3 separate regions of the Mus musculus genome follow, and regions 1 and 3 are each linked to region 2. The links are chromatin loops, found by intact Hi-C in ENCODE. Cell type or tissue: heart. All regions are shown on one strand.

The links. Hi-C counts contacts between places; a loop is a spot of excess contacts. Peaks named below come from ENCODE experiments on the same cell type or tissue, not always from the same donor. Only the 100,000 strongest peaks of a DNase experiment are listed, where the experiment ranks them.
Region 1: it touches region 2 in a loop (2.4-fold over the local background); 6 of 42 quality-filtered maps call a loop at or near these places.
Region 3: it touches region 2 in a loop (2.3-fold over the local background); 3 of 42 quality-filtered maps call a loop at or near these places.

The regions. Positions count from the first base shown.
Region 1 is chr7:3,690,213-3,695,212 of GRCm38, reverse strand. Mboat7 (membrane bound O-acyltransferase domain containing 7) reads left to right here and starts at 2,227. Exons shown (of 8, transcript NM_029934.4): 1 at 2,227-2,472; 2 at 3,095-3,173; 3 at 3,278-3,407; 4 at 3,825-3,951. The coding sequence starts at 3,098. It overlaps Tsen34 (tRNA splicing endonuclease subunit 34), which reads right to left and starts at 1,603. Exons shown (of 5, transcript NM_001164204.1): 1 at 1,324-1,603; 2 at 369-615; 3 at 1-235. The coding sequence starts at 611. In heart, a CTCF peak has its summit at 2,312; DNase peaks (open chromatin) are centred at 122, 912, 1,602 and 2,072; H3K4me3 peaks cover 3,896 bases; H3K27ac peaks cover 3,008 bases.
Region 2 is chr7:4,445,080-4,450,079 of GRCm38, reverse strand. Rdh13 (retinol dehydrogenase 13 (all-trans and 9-cis)) reads left to right here and starts at 4,423. Exons shown (of 7, transcript NM_175372.4): 1 at 4,423-4,633. The coding sequence starts at 4,569. In heart, a CTCF peak has its summit at 2,742 (motif pointing right); a DNase peak (open chromatin) is centred at 4,389; H3K4me3 peaks cover 1,200 bases; H3K27ac peaks cover 1,178 bases.
Region 3 is chr7:3,627,953-3,632,952 of GRCm38, reverse strand. It overlaps Tfpt (TCF3 (E2A) fusion partner), which reads left to right and starts at 3,024. Exons shown (of 6, transcript NM_001290381.1): 1 at 3,024-3,401; 2 at 3,867-4,125. The coding sequence starts at 3,379. Prpf31 (pre-mRNA processing factor 31) reads right to left here and starts at 2,968. Exons shown (of 14, transcript NM_027328.4): 1 at 2,897-2,968; 2 at 2,211-2,395; 3 at 2,048-2,108; 4 at 202-285. The coding sequence starts at 2,387. It overlaps Gm15927 (a long non-coding RNA gene), which reads left to right. Exons shown (of 6, transcript XR_003946711.1): 5 at 458-755; 6 at 1,550-1,882. In heart, no CTCF peak of the experiment used is centred here; DNase peaks (open chromatin) are centred at 3,032 and 3,722; H3K4me3 peaks cover 2,536 bases; H3K27ac peaks cover 1,850 bases.

The sequences.
Region 1 (5,000 bases), 750 kb after region 2:
CCGCAGAAGGCTGGCCATCATCACTGGTCTCACTCCCTTGGGTAGCCTCACTTCCACCGGCTTCTTGGCCTCCTTCATCTGCCCCTGAATCCTGTTCCAGCTTCTGCTTCTTGGCAGCCTGGCCCTCTACGATCTTCTCTAGAAGCTCCTGACGCCGGGTCTCCCGGGCCTCGGCTGCCAAAGTGTTCTGATCCTGGAAACTCTGCTCTTGCTGGCGTTTGAACGATGCTAGGGCCTGAGAAGTAAACTTAACTGGAACCCCAAGACACATCCTGCAGTCCCTTAGGAAGACAGGAATTCTGACCAGTTTACAACCTTCCAACAGGCCCTCCCAGGCCTTCCCACTATCAGGGCCTTTCGTTTCTTACCAAGCCATGGTTGCGGGGGTCCGGGCGCGGGGCGCTGACTAGGGTCACCGCGCCTATCTCGGCCAGGAGCCGGGCTTCTTCAGGCAGCAGCAGAAGCGGAAGGCCCAGGCGCGAGTTCTGGCGGGGCCCGCGGGGCAGGGCGCCCACCGTGCGTCCCCCGACTCCCAGACGCTCCCGCAGCGCCTGCACGGCCTCGGCTCCCCACACCAGCGAGCGGCCATTTGCGACCTCCACCACCAGCATCTTCCTGCGGAGTGGGGGTGCGTCGCGGTCACCCAAACAGCCCCACCGACCCGACTGAAGTCTTCCACGCCCTCAGCGCAAGACCCCGCCCCTCACCCCCCAAGGGGCGGGGCTGGGGTTGCCACCTGCCCCCCCCCGCCCCCCAGCCAAGATCTACCCAGGGACCAGTTAAGACCACGCCCCTCACCCAGGTCCCACCGTTCCGCTCCCCCTCAGCTCCAGGTGACCATCTTCTCTGCCAAAGCGTACCACCATCTCTCGTCCCCTCAGAGAGACCTCCCGCCATAGTGGTGCACCGCCCTTTTTGCAAAGTGGGTGTCTTCTTATGCGTCCGTCAAATCTCAGAACCTCAATGTAGGGTGGTTTGCTCAAGCCACACCCTCTTCTAAATACTTGGAGCCCAGCCCCTCCCCTTTCGAAGTGCCCAGATTCGCCTTTCCCGCCTATTCTGAGTCGGACTTTAAAAGAAACCCAGTCCTGTCTTGCGCCAGCTGTTCGATGTTCCAGCATCCTAAATTCGGCTCAATCGGGAGTCCTGCCTACCCGAACGCAAGCGTTTCAGCCTTCGGAAGATCTCGACTCTATTCCCGAACGCATGCGGGAGATCTCGGCTCAGTAGAATCAGCCACCCCCTCTAAGTTGCAAAAGGTTCAGCATTCGACCCTAGCCAGATCCCATCGTTCTTCCAGCTGTGGCCCCGCCCACTTCCTACCCAATTTAAGGAGTTCACAATTACGATTGAATCCACAGTCGCACTCGAGGTGCAGTGTGCGTCGTGGCTCCCTTTCAATCTGTCGTACTGTCCTCAGGCAGAGGCAATAAGTCAACCCCTAGCCAACACCAACTCTCGGCTAAGGCGGAGCTGGCCCTACGTAGCGCGTCCTCCGTCATCCCGTCAGGTCAGCAAAGCGGAAAAGCCAAGAAAGCCCTCACTGCCACTCCGGTCTGCACAAATGGGACCTTGAGGGTCATTGCTCTGGCCTCGCCCCCAAATCCACCAGTCATGTCGGCCCCGCCCCTTCGCCGTTTTCCGGTCTTCTGTGGCTCCGCCTTCCTCCCTCAAGACTATTAGCTCAGCCTGTTAAGTCTACTGATTATTTCCAAAGTTAGGCCAAAACGGCTGCCCTCAATATCATTTGACCGTGACCTGAAAAAGCATTCAGCTATCTGAAGTAAGTCCAAATATGCGATCCCGCCCACACCCCGTGGTTCTTTGACTCTCGGACCCCGGCTGATTCCGACTATCTCCGAAGTAAGCCGAAGCATGCGGTCCCGCCTACTTCGTTCTGCGTTCTTGAGCCCGCCTAACACTACACAACGACTTTTGGACCCGATTATTTCCGAATCAAGCCGAAGTGTGTGGTCCCGCCTACATCCGGCCGAGTTTGTAAACGCATCTAATTCCGAGCCGTGACTTTGGAATTCGGCTATCCCCGAAGTAAGCCGAAGCTGTGGCACTCCATGCCGAGGGCTTGAATGACCGAGTGTGCCCGAAGGAATCCGAAGCTGAAAGTCTGTCTCTGAGCTCCAGGTCCCTCCTCCTCAAGTCTCAACGGGACTCGAAGATCTTGGCCCCGCCTCTCTGACCCGAAACCCCGCCCCTTCACGTACTGGCAGCTCTTTGCCCGGGGACCTCCTAGAAAGATCGCGACAGGCATCTTGCGGCAGACTGGTGTTCTGGGTACCTTTCTTGCGGTGCTGTAACTCGTACAGCCGCGGCTCTCGGGGCCTGGACCGCGCAGCCCTGCCGGCGCCCTCCAGAACGGGCAGTGCGGGGGCGTGCTGAGCTGGGGAGGCGTGGCGCGAGCCGAGGCGGCCTCGAAAAGGAGCTCCGCAGTCTTCTGGCCCACGGACGGTTCAGGTGGGCCCAGGTTGGGTTGCATGGCGGCGTCACGAAGATCGTAGGGTGGCGGGGTGCGGGGACAGCGCCCAGAGCGTGGCCGGGCTGGGTGGCGTAACCGCCTGTGGATCTGCCGAGGCAGAATCGGATACACGCTGGCCTTCGCTGCGCGGGGCTGGGCTACGAAAGGTGCTTGCAGATCGTACAGGGTCATTGCCTTCTCTCCGAGGTACGGGTTAAAGAGGAGCCCAGAGCTCAGAGCTTAGAAAACAGGATGCTAAATGCTGGGCTTCTCCGAGCTGGGCGGGAGTGGGAGTACTGGGTCCTGTAAGACGCAGAGGAAATTGGGGACCCAGAAGGGCTCCAATGTACTCAGGAGGGTGAGGATGATACAGATTCCTGGGCTCTCAGAGAAGAGGGGTGTTGTGAAGGATTGTTTTTCTGGCCGGAAGGTGTGGGTCATAAATGGAAGTAGAAGTACTTTTGATTTCAACATTGGCAAAGGGGTGGGGTGGGGGCTTAATTCTTGGGTCCTGGAAGGAGGAGTGAGCTGGAGGCCTGGGTTCTCAAAGGGGATTCTACTGTCTTCAAAAGAGGAAGGGACTGGAATACTGGTTCTCACTGTGAGTCCTTCCTCCCCCAGACCATGACACCCGAAGAATGGACATATCTAATGGTCCTTCTTATCTCCATCCCTGTTGGCTTCCTCTTTAAGAAAGCTGGTGAGTCAGGTTCCTTGTCTAGTGGAAAATTAGGGTGAGGGAGCTGGGGTGGGGAATCACCCCTCCCGAAGGTTCTAGGCTTATACTTTACCTTTTCCTTTCAGGACCTGGGCTGAAGAGATGGGGGGCAGCAGCTGTGGGCCTGGGGCTCACCTTATTCACCTGTGGCCCCCACAGTTTGCATTCTCTGATCACCATCTTGGGAACCTGGGCCCTCATTCAGGCCCAGCCCTGGTGAGAACTAGGTGGTGAGAAAGGAAGAAGGATGCAGAGAAGCAGCAGTCTGTTTCCTCTTCGAGTCTTCTATTTCTTCTCCTTTAATCTTACTGTGTGTCGCTATGCCTTGGCCATCTTTCTTCCCACCTTGTGTCTTTGCCCCAGTCCTCAGTATCCATGTGGCAGACTGACTTCCATAGTCCAGTCAGGCTGAGCTCTGGCTGAAGTGCCTTCCTTCTTCCAGAAGCTTCTCTTAATGCCGGTCATTCTTTTCTTATCTCTGGCTGTGCCTCTTCTGTCTCTGTTACTCACCAGTCTTCTCACCTCTTCTTCTCTGTCTGAATGTGGGCAGGGGCGGGGGTGGGTATCTCAGGAGAAGGAAACAGAGGCTAAGGTCCCTGTACCCAACATTATGACTTCCCACCTCTGTCCTAGCTCCTGCCATGCCCTGGCTCTTGCCTGGACCTTCTCCTATCTCCTCTTCTTCCGAGCCCTCAGCCTGCTGGGCCTGCCCACTCCCACGCCCTTCACCAATGCTGTCCAGCTGCTGTTGACACTGAAGGTGAGACTTGGCGAACACTACTTCTTTTAGTCTCCCTGGGAGCTGGGGAGCCTCCTTGCTTTCTCCTCCCAGACTTTCTCATAGTAGGGGGAGGGCTGTGGAGTTTTATCTTTCACAAACCCTAAGCTTGGGACTTCATTTCTCCCTGGGGACAGAGTTCACCTCCCACATCCTCTGGAGCAAGTCTTCACCTCTCCACTCATTGCAGGATAAGGAGATAACCTGAGTGCTCTATCACAAGCCATTTGGCACACCTAGAATCTTCCTCCCCAGTGTGTTTTGCTAACATGCTCTTCTTGAGTCTGTAGCAAACCGTCCTCCAAGGAGGAAAATTACTCTATAGAGAAGGTATCCGGCCCAAGGGCTCAAAGCTGGGACAAAGTGCAGGTTTGGTTTTTCATTTTTGAAACAGAGGCTCGTGTAGCACCCTATGTTGGTCTCAAACAAAGAAGACACTGAACTTTTGATTCTGCCTCCAGCTCCCGAGTGCCAGAATTGTAGGCTTGCACCACTGTGCTTGGTTTATTATGGTTCTGGGGACTCGAGCCAAGGACCTCAACACACTAGGCAAGCACTTGACCAAATGAACTACATTCTTAGCCATGGGTCTGAATCTTAATCACCTAAGAAAAGGGCAAGAAGTGAGTGGTCCTCAGTGCCTAGCCCAGACTACAACAGTCGTGAGCTCTTGCTATGTTCTAGGCTCCAGCAACGTAGCCATGGACAGTCCAGCCAGGTGGAGAACTGGTTTCTCCAGACATCTTTGTTCTTATGGCAGACACAACATTAGGCAGAGATTGGTCAGCTGTGCATTGGAAGAAGTGCCTTTTGGGTGTGTACGAACCTACACATGTAGATAGGAACAGGCTGGGCATTGCAAACTATGCTTGCCACGTCCACGCACTTTCTGAATAACACGTGGTTGAAAGGGCAACGGAAGCCAGGCCATAGGGGGCTCTGTGGCCCCATGCCCTCAGGAAGAAGTTTGTTTGTTTGTTTGTTTGTTTGTTTGTTTGTTTGTTTGTTTTTGACCTAAGTTTGAATCCTGA
Region 2 (5,000 bases):
ATGAGTGGAGTGCTTGGTGTGTGGTATGTTAGATTTACGAGGCAGCTTAAAGAGACAGGGTACTGGCCTCGACAGACTGGACTGTTTATTTCTAACAGTCAGGGGCTGATACATCAGAAAAGGGGTCTGCCAAAAAAGGGAAGGGATACTTGGAGTTTATATGGGAGGTTTGGAACATGGGACGTTAACACAGCTTCAGGTAGCCAAATGCTAAGTCTGCAATTCCTCCTGGAATTGTTTGTCCAGACAAGGCTATTTTATGTTTAGAAGCCGCCTTGCCCCAGCTATCAGGATGTGGATCATAGTGGGAGACTGAGTTTGGCAACTCAGTGATGGGAAAGGGGTTGGAGTTTCAACATAGGACCTTTGTCTGGGTCTGACAGAGTTTGCTCAAGGTTTATTCTAACAAGATGTACTGATAAACAGAATATGTGTTTTACCAGCTGTGGCCATGTAACAAATGACTTCATTATCCAGTAGCTTCAAACAAGGGCCTCTCTGGGAGCTGAGGATCTAGCTCAGTTGGTAGATTGCTTGTCTACCATTCATGAACAAAGCCATGGGTTTGATTCCCAGTACTGTGTTAAATAGGTAAGTTTTCCTAGCACTTAGAATGCTCAGTCAGGAACCACAGTGTTAGCATGTTAACGTTTCTTCTAGGCTCCACCCAGCAGTTACCTAGCAACAGTCAGGTATGAGAGCCTGGCTTCCTATAAAAAGACTGGGCTTTCTGGAGCTCTGACTCCTACTTCTGATCTCTCCCCCTGACCCCTTCCCCCATTCTCTCGACATGTGTTCTTGGTCAGCCTCTCCCTTCCCCTTCCCTTCCCCCTCCCCCTCCTTCTCTCCTCCTCCTCCTCTTCCTCCTCCTCCTCCCTCTCTCTTTCCTCTCTGCTCTTTTTATCTGTCTCTACTCCTTTCTCAACTCCCCTTCTCATGCCCCCAAATAAACTCTATTTTATACTAGACCCATTGTATGGCTGGTACCTCAAGGGGTGGGGATGCCTCAGCATGGGCCTGCTGAGGCACCCCCTCCTGCTGCATCATACCTTGTTTTACAAAACATATCACCCAGCACTGTACAAACCAAATGTGGTGGGTAGAGTGGGGTGGAGGCAGGAGAATTGGGAGTTCAGGGTCATCCTCAGCTACACAGGGAGTCTGAGCCACACTTTCAAAAACAAGGGTTGGAGGTGGAGGGAGGAAGAAAGGAAAGAAGGGAGGGAGGGAGGGAGGGAGGGAGAGAGAGAGAGAGAGAGAGAGAGAGAGAGAGAGAGAGAGAGAGAGAGAGAGAGAGAAAGGTAGGGAGGAAGTGAGGGAGGGGAGGAGGGACTGAGAGAGACCTTTTCTGGATGTCTTGAAACTTCTGCCCTGGGAAATCAGAGGACCCTATGGAGGACTACTCTCAGCACCTGGGACAGCACCCAGTGTGCACCATTTTTTTTTTTTCTTGACAATATCAATCTTGGCAAAGGGTGCAGAGTCAACCTGAAGTGCACAGAGACATTCCACCCACCTTGGGTGTGTCTCGGAATTGGACAGGAGGTCTTCAAAAGCAGAACTTTGCTTGCATCTTCCTCTTTGTAATAACCGCGTTCTAGGCAGCCCATGTTCTGGAACTCACTATGGAACAGGTTCTTGTAACAAATGCCTTCTTGACATTTTCTTTTTTTCCAAATTGCATGGTAGGGGCTGGCAAACTGTCTCTCTGCTTGTTTTCCACATAAAGCTTTATTGCAACATAGATGCAGTGGTTTGTTTGTGCATCGTCTGTGTCTGCTTCCTGCTTCTGTGGAGGAGTGGCTGCAATCCCAGGGCAGTTGAGAGGACTAAGAGCATTCTCAGTAGGAGTCTGTTCTAGGAGTAGATGATTTTAGGCTGAATGCACTCAAGGTTGTCCTCAACTACATAGTGAGTTAGAGACCAGCCTAGACTACAAGAGGCCCTGTTTCCAAACAAACAAACAAAACAAAAAATGTAGCACCCACTGTGGTTTTTCTGCTTGTCTTCTTCTTACCATTTTAGTCAGATGAAACACCATGATCAAAGCAAGTTGAAGAAGAAAGGATTTATTGACTTACATGTCCATATCATGTTCATCATCATAGGAAGTCAAGACAGGAACTCAAACGGGGCAGGAACCGGGAGGGAGGAGCTGATGCAGAGGCCGTGAAGGAGTGCTGCTGGCTGGTGTGCTCTCAACATTCTTATCTTCTAAGCTTCCACAGAGCAGCCCACTAAGCTCTCAACACTCAAAGGCCCAGAGTTCCAAGGTTCTTTCACAATCCTCCCTGAAACACATGGTCAGGTCTGTCACAGCAACACCCAACTCCAGGTGCCAATTTTCCAACCACGGTCTTTCCAAGTCCATTGTTTCACTGTCATTGGAGTGTCATTCTTCAGGATTCTGGTACACACTGAAGACCAGCCTCTTGGACTGAACAACTACTGAATTCTTTGGTCATTGGTAGACAGCCATTGTTGGACTAGCTGGATCACAGCCTGTAATCCTTTCTAATTATCCTCTTCCTCCCCAACTCGCTTTTGGTCATGGTGTTTTATCATAGCAATAGTAACCCTAACTAGGACACCTCCTCACATTTGTGGTAGATGAAGGCTCTCAGACATTTGAAAAACACTCTTTTTAAATGAAAAGTTATTTATTTATCTTATGTGTGAATGTTGTACCTGCTTGAGTTGTCTCTGAGCCATTTTTGTGCAGTGCCTGGGAAGGCCAGAAGAGGGCGTCTGAATCCCTGAAACTGGAGTTAGACATGGTTGTTGGGTGCTGGGGTCCTCTGCAGCAGCAGCAAGTGCCACTGACCTACCTTTCCAGTCCCAGGAGAATCAGCCTTTACTGTTACTGTCAGGGAAACTGTGTGGTAAGGATTGAATTCAGTAGCTGTGCTTGGAACACAAGAGGTGTTAAGTAAGTTGCAAGAAGTTGTGAGTGAGCACTCACAAGTGCACACTAAGGCCAGTTGTTCTTTTTTTCTTTTGGAATGACCAATCATTTCCTAAGTATAACTTCTTACAAAGGGAATGTCTGGGTCAATAGTATACACGGATCATCCTGTGACAGGTGTCTGACTAGACTTTCAGGAACACCAGATAATTGACTCCCACCAACAGGGAGTTTCCCCTGATCCTTGCCAACACTGAATATTTATTATAATGTTGCCAATCTGATAATTGAAAAATATTTATCTCCTTGTCACCTTCATGAAGACAAACAGGTGTCAAGTGTGCTGACATTTTCTAGTGACAGGATGTATTTGTCCACTGTCTATAGCCTTTTTCCTAACTTCCTTTCTTTTCCTTCCTTCCTTCCTTCCTTCCTTCCTTCCTTCCTTCCTTCCTTCCTTCCTTCCTTCTGTCCGTTCGTCTGTTTGTCTGTCTGTCTTCCTTTCCTCCTCTCCTGCTTCTAGACACTAACACTTTAGTATGTTTTAAATATATTATTCTTTCCTTTTGGTGTATAAGTGTGTGGACACATACATGCCGTGGTGGAAGGTCAGAGGACAACTTTTGGGAGTTGATTTTATCTTTCCACCATGTTCTAGGAATCAAACACAAGTTGCAAAGCTTGTATGACAAGTGTCTCTACCCCATGCACCATCTCACTGTTGTTTTAAAGCCAGTATCCTTCTTTTCCTTCAAATCCAATGGTCCAGGTCTCAGTTTCCTCCCTCAGATCCAAAGCCCACACCCCAGACTTCCACTCTTAAACACAAGAGTCCAAATCCTACCCTTCTCCCTCAGACTCAGGAATCTATACTTCACCCTCCTCCCTCAGACCCAGGGGTCCAGGTCCCAGCCTTCTTCCCTCCTTCACAAGGCCTACACAGAAAGTGCTACCATTAACTATTATTTAGAGGAGAAAAACCATGGTTCATTCTACAGGGTCTCGATGTCTGGAAATGGAAATGCTTGGTACCAAACTATCTATCTATCTACTTTATTTATTTTCTTCCTCCCAGATAGTATTCTTCTGCATGGATCTGGCTTCCTAGAACTCCCTCTGTAGAACAGGCTGGCCACAAACTTATGGGTTTGCCTGCTCCTGTCTCCGTAATGCTGGGATTAAACGCGAGCACCACTACCACCCAGCTACTATTTTTTTTATTTCTTCCTTCTTTCCTTCCTTCTTTCCTTCCTTCCTTCCTTCCTTCCTTCCTTCCTTCCTTCCTTCCTCCCTCCCTCCCTCCCTCCCTCCCTCCCTCCCCCCCTCTTTCTCTCTCTCTCTCTCTCTCTCTCTCTTTTTCTTCCCGAACTTCAGGACGCCCTTGGATTGGTTGAGTGTGATGACATTTGATCTGGTAGCTGACACGCCTGTCAACCTCGGCCGCATTCCATCTCCAGAAACTACGTTTCCCAGCATTAAGTGCGCCATGGGCCTACTTCCTAAAGCCCCGCCTCCACATCTGGTCACTCCCCATAGCCGGGTTCTGGTGGCTGTGTGATTCCACGTTCACGCTACTCGAGCGCACGTGGGTTCCTGGGCAGCGCGTTCGTCCGCGGAGTGGCCTGGAGTGCAGACCCACGGACACCCTTTTCCCCAGCCTGGGATGAGCCGCTTTCTGCTGCCGGTGTCCGTAGTGGGCACGGTGATCGGCGGCACCGTGCTGCTCAAGTGAGTCTGCGCGTCTTCTCTGCGCGCTTGGTGGTAGGTTTGCGACAGGGGAATGCCAAACAAGGCCAGAGAAGTATCCCTTGTCCTAAGTCCTCGGACGAATTCTTCCCGCTCACTAGTATGGCTTTTCCGGGAGAGGAGGGCGGGTCACCTCTTCAAGGTCACCTAGGGAGAAGGGGTGGAGCATGGATCTTGTGCTCATTTTATCTCTGGACCACTCCTTCTCTACCCTTTCCTCTTTGCCCAGCCTGTTTGCCTCCCCTTCCTTCCTTTCTTCCCTTTCCTCTCCTCCCCCGTCCTTCTTTCCTTCCTTGCGTTTTTCAGACTGGGTCTCACCATGAAGCCTTGGCTGGCCTGGAACTCGTTA
Region 3 (5,000 bases), 820 kb after region 2:
ATTCAGACTTTTATGATGGAGGAGAGTACAATTTATGTTAGTTACTCTGTTATAGAAGATGAACCTAATCAGGGCAATATTTTTGCCCAAGAAAGGCAAACAAAAGAGGTCCAGGTTCATGCCTGTTCTTCCCTTTGGGTCATAACGAAAGAGTGAAGAGCACAGGATACTGGTGTCTCCATAGCCCTTCCCATCACTCACTCAGCTCATTTTCTATCTCCACAGTCAGGTTGTTGGCATCCACAATGACTCGGTACTCAGGAGCTGCCTCCACTGGTCCCATCACTACAAAGAAGAAGGGATATGGATGGGGGAGGAACGAAGCTGGGGACTGAGGTGGAGGCTGGATGGAATCAGAAAGGAGGGGCTGAGGGGGCTACATAAGGGCTGAAGAATTCACTGAGGCTTATATTCCTCTCCAGGAGCCTTACTCCTGCTTCTCATCTTTCTCCTGCAGTCTATCCTCTGGGTCAATCTGGTCTTGACCTCATCTTGCTCCAAAATTAAACCTTCCTATAGCTTCCCAAAGCCTTGAGGCTAGCGAGCAAGATCCTCAGACTGGCACTCAAGGTCTCCCATACAGATGGAGGTCCACGTTCCCCACACCTGCAACCTTGGTGCACACAGCACAGGAGTCCCTTCAGTGAGATCCGGTGACTCGTTGGCTCTACAGCATTATCCTTTCTGCTTTTCTGCTCCATCCTCCCAGCCGCCACCGGGCACTCAAGGCTATTTCACTCCTCCTGCCTTCACAGGTACTGCTCCATCTCCCTGGGACATTCCTTAAGTCTGTTTCTAGAAACCACACTTTATGCATAGACAATTAAATTGGTATTGAGTAATGTGGCCTCACATGTCCCTTTAGGTCATTAAAACTCTGAGGGCATTAAACAACCCCCCACCTCCACCCCAGAAGGGTGACAGTCTGCATGAATTGGGCCACCTCTGCTAGACAGGCTTTGTGTCCACTTCCCCCACTAGTTAAGACACCTGACATGAGCAGACCTGATTCATCAAACTTGACATCAGGCAGTCACGTTCTGTGACTTTCTTTGGCTTTACGGAACAAGAAGTTTCTCTGCCTGCCACTTGGAATCCCTGTAGAAGCTGGCTGGGAGACTCCCATCACTCAGTGAATTAACAGCCCTTGTTCCTTCCCCAGGGTTAGCACAAGTACTCAAATTCCAACAGGGGGCACTTCTTCCCTGACCCAATGCAGGGTTAGTCAGTCCCTTCTGTAGGGACTACAGAGTGGGCATGGTTGCTTCTGCCTCACACTCAGGAGGCTGAAAAAGGATGGTTGCTGAGAGTTCAAGGCCACTATAGGCTACCTAGTAACTTCTAGGCCAGTCTGAACTTCAGAGTGAAACCTTGTCTCCATATTTAAAAATATACGTACATACATGTGTACACACCCTGTCTGTGGATGTGGAAAAGGTCCTATAGTTCAGAGAACCCAGAGACAAGTCTTCTCACAATTAGAAAACACATCAGTTTTATAGTACAATATGCATGTTTATTTTTCTTTCTTCCTTTTTTTTAAACATAGGTGTTGTCTCACTTTCTTCTAAAAAAAATGTATGTATGCGTTTTGCCTGATGTGCATAATATATATATAATGCCCATGGAGAGCAGAAGATGTCAGATCACCAAGAACTGGAGTTACAGATAGTTATGACCCATGTGGATGCTAAGAACTAAACCCAAGACCTCTGGAAGAGCAGCAGATACTCTTAACTATCTCTCCAACTCCATGAATGTACCTATTTCTGAGACAGGGTTTTACCCAGGCTGACTCTGACCAGACTGGACTTGAACTCATTCATGTACCTGCTGCCTCAGTCTCCTAAGTGGTGAGATATAAACACATATCATGTCTGGGTACAATGCAGTATGTTTTCAGAGGGTCAGTAACTGGATTTAAAAAAAAAAAGAAGAATGAATGCTCTGAGGAAAGCTGAGGAGGGAGACACTTGGTGATAAAACCATAAGGAGCAAGAGAGTCGGGGAGTCAGAATGGGCAGAGGAAAGTGAGGGTGGGAGGCACCTTCCGACACGTTGGCTTGCTTGCTGATATACTCCTCAATCTTCATCATGATCTCAGCAAACTGATGAGGAAGGAGAGCACAGTCAGAAACTAGGCCTCTCAGAAAGAACTGCTCTCCGGCCACTCCTCCCTAGGAACGCTGACTTAAAGGGTGCCACCTCACCATCTTGCTGTCCCATAGCTTGGCAATGCTCTTGACTGAATCTCCAGAAAGATCCAGCTGGGTCTCCTCCTGTACATCCTCAATTGCTGGCTCCTCCTCCTCTTCTCCATAGCTTCCTCCTTCCTCTTCTTCTGCTGCCTCCTCGAGGTCAGCCAAGAGCTCATCAGCCAGAGACATCCCAAGGCCTATGGGAAAGGGAGAATGGGGTTCCCTAATACTGCATCTTGACCCTGTCCACTCATATCACCAGAAGGAGCACCTTCTCCCGGATCCCCTTAAGTTTCTTCTTCATCAGCTCCTGTAGCCGCACGCAGGCTCCACAGCTTGCTTAGTTCACGGAGGTTGTCTCCTGTTCCTACCCACACAGAACACAGCACATCCCTCCAGGTACCACCTGACCTGGCAACTTTTCCCCACACCTCTGGGTCTTTGAGCAACTATTCATCTTTGCCTAACCCGGCTCTTTGCTCCCTCACCCTGCCTTCAGTTCTTTCATTCCACCCGTCTGGCCCACGTGCCATATTTCAGCCTAAAGTTATGCTGTGATCCACTCACGTCTTGAATATTAGTTCTAAGGCGCTCCATACGTTTAATATTATTATTTATACTATGATTTAAGTCGCCCGCTACACTTTCTCCTCCAGTAGCTTGGCTTCCGGCCATCCCTTCTTCTCCATCACACTCACCGCTTCGATCCTCTCACAATCGTTTCCAAGAAATCTGCTTCCCCAGAGCTTCGGCTCTCTTTGATGACGTTTACTTGCCGCCGATAAATCTGTGTTTTGATTGGCCGTTTACGACATTTCCGGCAGCGTTTGGACAACAACTTTATTAGCAGCCGCCTCGCGGGACGGCGACCGGGAGTGCTGGGTTCTAGGGCTAGGGGAAGTCGTACGTCGCCGTGGATTGAGCCTGCTAAACAGAGATTCGCTTTGGCTAGTCGACACTGCGACAAGACAGGAGTAAAGAAGGTGACAACGTGGACGATCGGTGCAGGCGCTAGAGGATAAACCGAAGGCTTCAAGCCGCAATTTGGAGTCGGGTGCAAACGAAGGCAGAGTAGGAAACTTTAATTCCCAGTTTTCCTGTGTCGCAAGGCCTGATGGGAGAGGTAGTTTTGCGCAAGACTCCACCTCTCTGAGGCTTGAGGTGTCTCTTGACCAGAGAAATGGAGTTGGAACAGAGAGAGGGGTGAGTAGCTGAGCTTTGTGTAAACGGGGACTCCAAAAACAGCAACGATCGGCTGTAGTGCTCTCAGGGACGATGGGGAAGTTCGTGCAGTTGCTTTCTTTTCGAATCTCTGTGGGAGAACCGGAGGCAGTACTGGAGCATCGTAGGGGAGATTTGGAATTTGCTGTTCTTATGGATCTGAGAGCAAGGAGATTGGAGTGTGGGCTCCAAAGTCTGAGGGAGGAGGCTAGGGTCTGATTCCTCATTGTTAGGGACGAGGACTGGGGCCTGGATCCCTGGCAGTGACCAAGAAGGGCTAGGGTCTGGGCTTCTTGGTAGGAGGGAGGAGGGCTAGAGTCTGGGCTGCTGGGTGTGATGGAGGAGAGGGCTAGGATCTGGGCTCCAGGCTGGGGCCTGGACCTAAGTCCCCCTGGGAGGGACTTGGAGAGCCAGAATATAGGCTCCTAAAACTTCTTGGCCCTACAGGACCATGGCAGCCGTGGGCTTTGAAGAGTTCTCAGCGCCACCAGGCTCAGAGCTGGCTCTGCCTCCCCTGTTTGGTGGCCACATCCTAGAAAGTGAGCTAGAGACAGAAGTGGAATTTGTGTCCGGTGGTCTGGGTGATTCAGGACTCCGGGAGCGAGATGAAGAGGAAGAGGCAGCCCGGGGTCGAAGGCGTCGCCAGCGGGAACTAAATCGTAGAAAGTACCAGGCACTAGGTCGGCGCTGCCGGGAGATCGAGCAGGTAGGTAAGTGTGGATTCCCATTTGGGGGTCCTCTCGCCAGAACTGCCGCCTCGCTGCCGATGCCAACACCACCCCCTCCTCATACCGCCTCCTCCTCCTCCTCATGTCCTTCTTTTTCCCTTTCCTTTTGTACTTGAACAAGTGAACAGATCCATGTGGGTCTAAGTCTGTGCCAGGCACCCTAAGTAGTCTCTTCCAGAATATTTATATTCATTACTTTTCTTGTTGTGACCTGGGAAAAGCAACTTGGGGAAAGGCTTACATTGACTTGGAGTTTAAGGATCTGTGGCGGCAGAGAAGACACAGTGTCAGGGGCATGAGACAGTTGGTGATGTTGCATCCATAGGCAGGAAGCAGAGAGATGGAGAGATGACTACTGGCACTCAGCTTGACTTTCCCTTTTTATTCAGTTTATTCCAGCCCATGATATGGTGCTGCCCACATTTAGAGTAGATCTTCCTACCTCAATTAACCCACATGCCAAAGACATGCATAGGGTCTTGTCTCTTAGGTGATTTTTAGATCTTGTCAAGTTGAAAAATCAGTAATAACCATCACAGCATCAGATACTCTGCCTCTGGTATGTCACAGGTGACTCTCAGATTTCATTCACAGCCTCTCACCTAAGGCACCTCCAGGCTTGCCTACTCTGCCTCTTGAACCTCACTTGGGTCCTTCTTTTCTCAGATTAACTCATCGCGTGAGTCTTTAGTTCACCTCCTTAGTAAGAAGGAGGAAGGAGCTATGGGCAGAATGTAAGTAGGTCTTAGTAAGTCAGGAACACCAGAGAAGAAGTTTGGAATTTGCGCTTTGGATGAATGGGAGCTGGCAAGGGGTTTGAAACTAGTGCACAGACAGGAGGTGGAGGGGGGTG